2 separate regions of the Homo sapiens genome follow, and region 1 is linked to region 2. The links are chromatin contacts, found by Hi-C or POLR2A ChIA-PET in ENCODE. All regions are on one chromosome and are shown on one strand. The core of a region is the stretch at or near the end of the contact, and the rest is flanking DNA. Distances in the headings are between cores, read along the strand shown. Region 1 overlaps KIAA1549L (KIAA1549 like). Region 2 overlaps KIAA1549L (KIAA1549 like).

Evidence for each region. Hi-C counts contacts between places; a loop is a spot of excess contacts on that map. ChIA-PET counts read pairs that join two places held with the same protein, here RNA polymerase II (POLR2A).
Region 1: a loop to region 2 is called in a map of endothelial cell of hepatic sinusoid, with 4 times the contacts of the local background. The contact joins two enhancer-like sites. A Hi-C loop is called at or near these places in 1 of 168 maps with a recorded cell type or tissue (endothelial cell of hepatic sinusoid). POLR2A ChIA-PET finds 5 or more read pairs at or near these places in 2 of 52 experiments (OCI-LY7 and Panc1).

The regions. Positions count from the first base shown.
Region 1 is chr11:33,554,131-33,558,995 of GRCh38, forward strand. All of the region lies in intron 6 of KIAA1549L (KIAA1549 like), which reads left to right. Among named protein-coding and RNA genes, the nearest start is that of C11orf91, 140 kb to the right of the region's middle. Within about 2 kb of position 3,266, at least 3 of the 41 ENCODE cell types and tissues checked have a DNase peak (open chromatin) inside an H3K27ac peak, as active enhancers do.
Region 2 is chr11:33,512,641-33,517,720 of GRCh38, forward strand. All of the region lies in intron 1 of KIAA1549L (KIAA1549 like), which reads left to right. Among named protein-coding and RNA genes, the nearest start is that of KIAA1549L, 140 kb to the left of the region's middle. RefSeq lists an enhancer at 2,704-2,863. Within about 2 kb of position 2,896, at least 2 of the 41 ENCODE cell types and tissues checked have a DNase peak (open chromatin) inside an H3K27ac peak, as active enhancers do.

The DNA of each region.
Region 1 (4,865 bases), core at 2,016-4,515, 42 kb after region 2:
ACTTCATGCTGACATTCCCTTGGGGCTGTCTTTCACCAGGGCCTGTTTTTGTAATTAATAACTTTTCCTTTTATTGGATAATATATAATTTGTAAGACACCTTGAATCCTTTGTAGAATAAGACCATGTAAATATTTAATTAATTTGCTCAGATAGTCATTGAAAAATCGACTTAACAACTTGTATAGGTTTGGTATTAGGGACTAGATTACAGTGGACTCAATTAGGACGTGTTTGGTTGCCAGGGACAGAATCTAAGCTGATGAAGCTTAAGCAAAAAGAGGAAGTGATTGGCTCATGTAACTGAAAGGTTCACATTTATTCCGACACAGTTGTATCCAGGTGATTATTTGATTTCATCAAGCTCTCTCTTCCTGTCTTCGTTGGCTTTGCTCTGCACGGGCATTGTCCGTGGCTCCCATGGGGTGGCCGCTCACAACCCCAGGTTTGTCTCATCCTTGTTGCTCACAGTCTTGTGGAACCAAAGTGCCTTTCCTGGTGTCATTCCAGTAAAATGCCTGGGATTAGCTCTCATTGAACCTACTGTGCCCTTTCTGGGCCAAGGAGGTTAAATGTCCCAATGAACTAGGCCTGACTACTCCTGAAACTTGGGTGGGGCAGCCCCATCCAGAACACATGAGCAAAGAGGAGAAATGGTTCCCTGAGGAAAATTGTGATGCTATCAAGAAGGGAGGATGGATGCTGGGTAGGCAAACAACAGCTTTCTGTTCCATCAGCCTATAGGTCTTCTTAGCTAAATGAATCATGGCATGAGTGAGGGGTAAGTAAGAGATGAGGTTAGAGGCTACAGGAATCTAAGAGTTAAAGAGTGACAGGAAAGTGTTCCCTGTAGGGACTGCTTCTATTGGGGGACAGGGCATGAATTTCAGGGATCAGTGCCATGACTTTGAACCCGTAGGCCTCTTATTTTTGGAGCTAGTCTTAAGTATACATCAAGAATGACCTCACTTTTCTTACCTAATTTTTCTTACAATTTTTCTTACTAATTTTTCTTACAAAAAATTAGTATATTAAAGAAGACAAATAAATGGAAAGACTTCCTGTGCTTATGGATTGGGAGACTTTATATTGATTGTTACTACCCAAAGGAATCTGAAGATTTAATGTAATTCCTATCAAAATCCCAGTGACTGTTTTTCACAGAAATAGAAAAATTAGCCCTAAAATTCCCATGGAATCTCAAGGGGCTTTGAGTAGCCAAAGCAATCTTGAAAAGGAAGAACGAAGTTGGAGGTCCCATACTTCCTGATTTCAAAACTTACTACAAAGCTATGGTAATCAAAACAATGTAGTGCTGGCATAAAGGCAGACATCTAGACAAATGGAATAGAAGAGAGAGCCCAGAAATAAACCCTCTTGTATATGGTCAAATGTTTTTTGACAGAGGTGCCAAGGCTATTCAATGGGGAAAGGACAGTCTTTTTAACACATTAGGAAAACTGAATATTCACATGTGATCCCAAAAGAATGAAGTTGGATCCTTACTTAACACCATCTACCAAAAGTAACTCCAAAGGGATCAAAGATCTAAATGTAATATCTAAAACCGTAGGACTTTTATGGGAAAACATAGGGGAAAAACTTCATGACACACAGTATTTGGCAATGATTTGTTGGACATGACACAGGCAAACAAAAGAAAAAGTAGGCAAATTAGACTTCATCAAAATTAAAAACTTCTGTGCATCAAAAAACACTACCAGCAGAGTGAAAAAGCAATTCATAGAATAAATGAAAAATATTTGCAAATCATATATCTGGTAAGTAGTTAATATTCAGAATATATAGAGAATATACCTACAACTCAATAATAAAAACAAACAAAAAAATCCAATTAAGAAATGAGCAAAGGACTTGAATAGACATTTCTCCAAAAAAGATATACAGATGACTTAAGCACATGACAAGATGCTCTGCGTCACTAATCATTAAAGAAATGCAAATCAAAACCATGAGATACCTATTCACATCTATTAGGATGGCTATTCTCAAAAAATGGAAAATACTAAGTGTTGGTGATAACGTGGAGAAATTGGAACCCTAATGCATTGCTAGTGGGAATGTCAAATAGTGCATCCCCCGTGGAAGGCAGCATGGTGGTTTCTTAAATAACTAAACATAGAATTACCATATGGTTCAGCACTTTCATTTCTCATTATATACCAAAAAGAATTAAAAGTAGGGACTCAAACAGGTATTTATACACCCATGTTCATAGTAGCATTATTCACAACAGCCAAAAGGTGGAAGCAACCCATGTGTCCATTAATGAATGAGTGGATAATCAAATGGCATATATACATACAATGGAATATTATTCAGCCTTTAAAAATGAAGGAAATAATGGATGATTGGAATGCAGAAAAATTTTAAAAAGGAAATTCTGATGCATGCTACAACAGGGATGAACCTTGAGGACGTTTTGCTAAGTGAAATAAGCCAGCCACAGAAGGACAAATACTATATGATTTCTCTTATAAAAGATATCTAGAGTTGTCAAATTAATAAGTGATTCCACTTATAAGAGGTATCTAGAAAGTAGAATGGTGGCTGCCAGGGGTTGTGAGGAGGGAGAAATTGGGAGTTGTTTAGTGGGTACAGAGTTTCTGTTTGGGATGATAAAGAGGTTCTAAAGATGGATGGTGGTGATGGTTGTACAACAGTGTGAATGCACTTAATGCCACTGAACGATACACTTAAAATGGTTAAATTTTATATGTGTGTTTTACCACAATAAAAAAATAATTATAACTTAACTGGTCAAGTATAGTATATACAGAGGCACCCACATTGCAAACTTTGTAGGCTTCCTCGGGCTCCAGTGGGATTTGGGTTTTTGTTTCATTTTGTTTTAGAGGCAGGGTCTGGCTTTGTCTCCCAGGCTGGGGTGCAGTGGCACAATCATGGCTCACTGCAGCCTCGGACTCCTGGGCTCAGGTGATCCTCCTGCCTCAGCCTCCCAAGCAGCTGGGACTAAAGGCATGCAACATCATGCTTGGCAATTTTTTTCTATTTTTTGTAGAGACAGGATTTTGCCATGTTGCCCAGGCTGGCCTTGAACTCCTGGGCTCAAGTGATCCATCTGCCTTGGCTTCCCAAAGTGCTGGGATTACTGGCATGAGCCACCACACCCAGCCAGGATGTGGTTTTGTTGAGAGGTAAAAATAGAATGTTCACAATAGAGATAAAGATTGAAAAGTTTTTTTTTTTTTAGTTATTATTTTTTTAGGTGGCCGTATGGTGAAGTTTTTTAAATTGTTCAGAAAGAAATGCCTTTCTTTTTGGTACCTTGGGAAAGAATATGCTTAGCCACAGGTATTCATGCCTTGGGGAAGAGGCTAAACCACATTCCAAAAATACTTCCATAGAAGAGAGTCAGAGTTGAATGGACATACTGATTCAGTTTATTGTTAGTCATGGGAATATAGGCTCTGGATTAAACAATTAAAAAGGGACCAGTTATGGTGGCTCACAATTGTAATCCCAGTACTTTGGGAGGCTGGGGTGGGTGGATCATTTGAGCCCAGGAATTTGAGACTAGCCTGGGCAACAAAGTGAGATACTGTTTCTACAAAAATGAAATAAATTAGCTGGGACTGGTGGCGTGTGCCTGTAGTCCCAGCTATCCAGGAGGCTGAGGTGGGAGGATCGCTTAAGCCTAGGAGTTCAAGGGTTCAGTGAGCTACAATAAGGTCACTGCACTTCAGTCTGCGGGACAGAGTGAGACCCTGTCTCTAAATAGGAAGGGGCGGGGTAGAGAAAAGGCGGGGGAGAGAGAGAGAGATCGATTGATCAATCTTCCACTTATGGGAAAAAGTGGGAAATAAAATGAAGAGCTCTTCCCAATAGTTTCCTGGGTGATGGATTTCCTAAAAACCCTGACTTGATCATTACACATTCTATGCGTGTAAGAAAATATCACATGTACTGCCTACATATAGATAAATATTATGTATCATTTTTTAAAGTCTGTAAAAAAATTTTTTTAATAGGAAGGTGGCAGAGATGTTAATATGTGAACACCCAAAGGTCTGGGAAAGACAGGGTGTTAGTCAGTGTCCTGACAGGAAAAGGAGGCTGCATTCAAATGAAGGTGGCTTTGTAGAAAGAAGAGTGGGCAGGCTCTGGGCAAACCGCAGGAGCAGTACGGTACCCAAGGCTCTAACAGCTGGGACCCGATGGGGTGAGTGCGGGGTTCGAGGTTCAGCTGCCTGATGGGAGTGAGCTTTGACCCCGTGAGGAGGGAGTCCTCAGCATCAATACTTTGACCTCACCCTCCTCCCTCTCTCCCATATCCTCCCGAAGGCAGTGGAGCCCACTGGGGTTGTCCACAAGGATCTGCCTCCAGGGGCACCGGACAGGGCAGAGAGGGTGGGTGGCAGGAGGGTCTGGAGGGAGAAGGGAAGGCACGCAGCACAGAAATTCACAAAAAAAGGCCTCACCAAGTTGAATGACTTCCTACTAACGATGCTTTTCAAATCTCATCTGTAGGATATTTTTGTTCATACATTGACCCAGAAAGCTTCATTTTCCAGCAACTGAAAAACTAGCTTCGACAAAATGTGAAAAGAAAACCGTGCCATCTCATAGGATGTTTTACACATTCAATGTTGAATTAATAGACCACAAGGAAATGTAATTGCTCTGTAAAGAACATACTCTATATTTCTGAATTCCTTTTTCTTTTCTTTTTTTTTTTTTTTGAAGAATCTTGCTCTGTCTCCCAGGCTGGAGTGCAGTGGTGCAATCTCGGCTGACTGCAGCCTCTGCCTACTGGGTTCAAGCGATTCTCCTGTCTCAGCCTTCTGAGTAGCTGGGATTACAGGCACATGCCACCATGCCCG
Region 2 (5,080 bases), core at 1,646-4,145:
CAACTCCTGGGCTCAAGTGATCCAACCTCCTCGGCTTCCTGAAGTGCTGAGATTACAGGCGTGAGCCATTGCGCCCGGCCCCTGCTCTAGGTAATATTCGAAATCCTTTTAGTGCATTATCTCCTTCAGTTCTCACATCAGTTACATGAACAAGGTAGTTCCTAGGCGACAACACTGAGGCACGGAGAAAAGCAATTTGCCCAAGGTTACACAGCAAATAAATCTGAAGCTTGGGTTTTAATCTGAGTCTGTCAGATTCTAAGGCTCATGTTCTTACCCACTGAGACCAAAGACAGAAAAGAAAGTGGAGAGAAAAATTGCACAGGGTTGAGAAATCTGAGAGCCTGTAACCTTTGGCGGTGATACCTTAGCTTGGGTCCTCTCCCTTGATGATGTGGTGTAATCAACCTCAAGATACAGGGACAGAGAACATCAGTGGTGCCTTCTCCCAGGCACTCTCCACACAGTGGTCAGGAGTGTCAGCTGGGAAGCTTTCCTTTTGGCCTGTGAGGTGTGTGGGACTGTACTAAACTGTTCACAAATAACCACAAAAATGGGGCAAAATGAAAATAAAACAAATATTTTTCCAGCTAAATAGAAGATTTGGTGGTAGAGAGTGGAGTCTTCTCATGGAGGAATGGGTGTTTTTCCTCACGGAGGTAGAGGTGGCGATGGTTTTTTAATCATACATCAGGTTGAGATGGTTGATGTTGTCTGCAGGGAGTCTCTGGTTGCTAGTGACACTCATATTAGCTGAATCAGAGTACATCGTGGCATGTAGATCCTGGAATCCCAGAAGAGAACGTGCCACTGGGCTTGGTGGGAGAACAACCATTCAGTCCAGGGTCAGCCACCTCTGTTTCTTTTCTTTCTGTTTCTTCTTCTCTCCCCTCCTTTTATTCCATCTCCCTCCAAATTTCCTCATTTTCACTTCTTTCTGATCCTCCCCTTTATGTGTATCTGAAGACTTTCTGTGGATCCATGCTGCAAGTGGCAGCTTGCAGCCCAGTGTCCCCTACACAACTAGCCGCAGCTCTCTGTGGCCCAGAGACAATCTGACGGCTGTGAGGCCAGAAGTGATTGGCTTCTCCTGGGGCAGACGTTCACTCTTGGGCCAGTTGGCCACAGGGGGTGGTAGCAAATGAACTTCATGTTTGCAGGATGGGGCATTTGTTGGAGGAGGGGCTGTGTGCTAGATAGATGTTCCTGGACACCAGTGGACAAAGTGATAACCATTTATTTGTCATCTACCCTCTATAAGACCCTCTACTGTCTGAAAATTAAAATGAATGCTCCACTGACTCTTCCTAGATTATTATGCTCCTACCCCAATTTAAGGTATATGGAGAAGCAGCTGTCTAAGGAAGTGAATGACAAAGGAAGATGATGCTACAGCTCCCTCTGCACCGGTTACAAGGTTACCTCAGAGAGAAAGGTTGAGTCTTGTTGCAGCATGAGCTATACAATCCTTCCTTCCTGTTCCAGATATCTCTTTGGAGGAATCTGGTCTACCTAAAGATTGACAACCTGGAAAAGCACCAGAGGCTTATCTCATTGAAGATTAAGCATTGAACATGGTTTTGGAGTAAACTACACGAAGAATAAACTCAACAAAACTAAGTAGTATTTTATGCAAAGTCATTGAAAAACACTGAAACAATGAAAAAATTTAATTTGGAGAATTCGTTTCCCAGAATTTGTTGGGGGAACCACGGACTGATCAACCCTTTGCAAACCACATTCTTTTTTGACGTCTACACTGACTCATGCTTGGTGACATCTCCACAGGGTTTTCCATCAACATTTTCATTTTCTGTGCCAGATTAGGAGGACTTCATTGAAAATCAGTTCCTACAAAAGTTCTTTGTCTTAAAATAGTTTATTTCTCCCGGCTTCATATCATTTTGCTCTCATACAAAGAGGCTACAGAGCAGTCTTTGCACAGGCTTTGCCTAAGCACTTCCTGGTGTCTTTATTTAATCACAGTTTTATGAACTCTTCATATACCAACCAGCCAATTTTGCAGCCTCAAAGTCATGCTCAGGAGACAGACACTGATTTTTCCTGTAGTCAGTTTTAAAGGCTTTACCATCTGGGATTTTTTAGTAACTTGTGAAAAGCAAATGGATGCCATGTTTTCAGGATTTTGCAGCCCAGACTCTAGGGTTGTTGTACATGAAATGCATGGTAATAATATAAACTTGTCTCACGTTTGCTTATGAAGCTAAGTCATCAGAGTAGATTCTAAGTAGCTGATATCTTGTTTAATTTGACTTATTGCCTTAATGCTTACTTGGTGCATAAAATTGATATTTTAGTGAAAAGTTTTGCATATATGAATTTGAGTGTTCTGAGAATATTAAACTCATAAGAGGCCACCATTCTCATCTCCCCCTCCCCCACAGCAATGTTGCTATGTCCATAGAAATTGGAAACCAAGTAGGATTCAGTTGACTTCACCAGGGGGTCGTATTTATTTGCAGTGAATAAAAGCCACCTGAGCTGTGGAACCCAGTGGTTTGGAGTACAGCTAAGTGCCTCCCCCACCCACCAAAATGTGGAAGCAGGGCAGCTAATATCTCTTTCTCTTCTTAAGATTACATGGTCTCTTCCCCCTACAGCTCCTGGACCTGTTCTGTTCTCTCTCTCTCCATACCAGTGTTCTCTGTTTTGGCATGTATGTGGGCCAGACATGGCTTCCTGTTTTATGTCACTTCCCTAGTCAAGCACCTAGTGTCTTCAGGCCCCAGTTTCAAATTCCTGGGGAAAAATCCAACTAGTTCAAGTTGGACGAGTTATCCATTTCTGGTCCAAGCATCTGTGGCCAGGAAGCCACAGTCATATGACCAGCAGTCTGCGCAGCTGGGGCTGTGAGAGCAGATGCTCAGCCATGGGGGAGATGACACAAGTAGGTTTCCCCACGTGGGTGGTGAGCAGGAAATCGTCAGCAAGGGAATCATGAGTATCTTTGATTCATCAGGTGTGGAAATGGTTACTTTGCATAGCAACTGCAGCGTGGGATACAAGTCTGTTTTCTGGCCCATCTCTGTCAATCCTGCTGATCTTTTCCTCTTTTTCATTTGGTTTCTCAATCAGTCTTTAACCTCCTCCCTTTGCTTCTCCTTGCTTCATTTTACCTCCTCTATCTCTGAGTCAGTGCTCCAGAAAAGTAACGTGATGCATCTGTTGGTAGCAAGAACACTATTAGAGGGAATCCTCTAGTTCTGGTGCTAGACCTTTGGCAAGTCACTCAAGCATTATTGGTCCTAGCTTCATCTGAAATTGAATGCAGTTGGACCAGATGCTAGAAGAAACCTCAGAGATCACCTTCCCCAGAGATGCTAAACATCTGTCCAAATTCATGCTGCCATTCTGTACTACAGCACCCAAGGCAGACATTGCTAATTGATCCCAGAACCCTTCCCTGCCAATCCAGGACTGTGCTTAGAATTCTTCATAACAGTCTAGGCAGCCACTACCAATCAGCTGGAGGTGATTCTTTTTTTTTTTTTTTTTTTTTTTTTTTTTTGAGACGGAGTCTCGCTCTGTCGCCCAGGCTGGAGTGCAGTGGCGCAATCTCGGCTCACTGCAAGCTCCGCCTCTCGGGTTCACGCCATTCTCCTGCCTCAGCCTCCCGAGTAGCTGGGACTACAGGCGCCCGCCACTACGCCCGGCTAATTTTTTGTATTTTTAGTAGAGACGGGGTTTCACCGTGTTAGCCAGGATGGTCTCGATCTCCTGACCTCGTGATCCGCCCGCCTCGGCCTCCCAAAGTGCTGGGATTACAGGCGTGAGCCACCGCGCCCGGCCTGGAGGTGATTCTTGAGATGTGATCAGCTATATCTGAGCGAGAAATCTGAGCAACCAAATTACCACAGCTATATCTGAGCAAGAAGTTGAGGCCCAGAAGTCTACCAACTTTTCTTACTCCTATCTTCCTTACAGGGATGGATATGTGAAGCCATTATTCCTAATTCTCTGAAGTTATGAGGGAAAAAATAAATTCCCTCCTCTGCCTTTTTCTTCCTAATTATTCAGTCTTAAAACAAACAAACAAACAAAAAACACCTGTTTTCTTTCTGACCAATCCAACCTTTAATTTCTCCTATGGCTGAAGAATTGGCAACTTTTTTTTTAGCAAAGGTATGGAATCAGCCACATTTGTCTAAGCTCCCCAGAATTAGACTGGCTCACTTTGCAACTGTGTGGTGGCAGGCAACAGTGAGAGTTATTTTACTTTTTGAAAATATGTTTTCTGTAGTTATATTTAGACTGAAGAAAGATCCTTGCATTCTCAGCTCTAATTATATTCAATGTGCCTAATTGCTATTACTCTCAAAGATGATATTGAGTGAGGTCGCATCTTCAATTCACGTTTCTCATTTATTTTTACAAATGACACAGCTTTGGAACATCTGCTCTGCCTATAGAACACTCATTTTTGCAGATGATGCAGCTGTAATGGCTGGTGGCAGAATTGTTTCCTCGATGACGATGCTAGGGTATGTCTCTCCCTTTCCGCCTTTCCTGCTAAGATGCTGTTTTTAAATTCACCTTCTGGAGTTCATTTCCCCAAGATAGATGGGTTCACACTTCTAAGGCAGCATATTTCTATTATTTCTGCTGAAGGGCTGCCTCCTGGAGTAGTTAACAATGGCAGCCACCCTGTGGCAGGTCTACCTTATGTAACGCCTCTGTAGCTGGGGGAGCTGTAGGTCTGGGAAGAAAGGAGACTAATGCAAACATAAAGATGAAGGGAAACTTGCCAAGATCATACCTAGGGTAATATCCATATCCTGAGTGCATATGAGCCTAGAGTTGGCTTTCTAGTAAAAAGAATCCTTGGTGTTGATAGAGAATGTGGCCATTATGCCTTATTCCCCCTTGGAAAGGGGTAGTGCCCTAAGCAAATGAGGAAGAGTTGGGTTCATATAGACTGAATTAAACTCCTTTATGTCATTATTATTAATGTTTAATTCCAATTTCAAAATGTTATAAGTTAATAAAAGCGAGGACATAAATGCTTCTATTTCTGGAATCAACCACCCATTTTTAGGAAATACAGAGGACAGAGGAACAT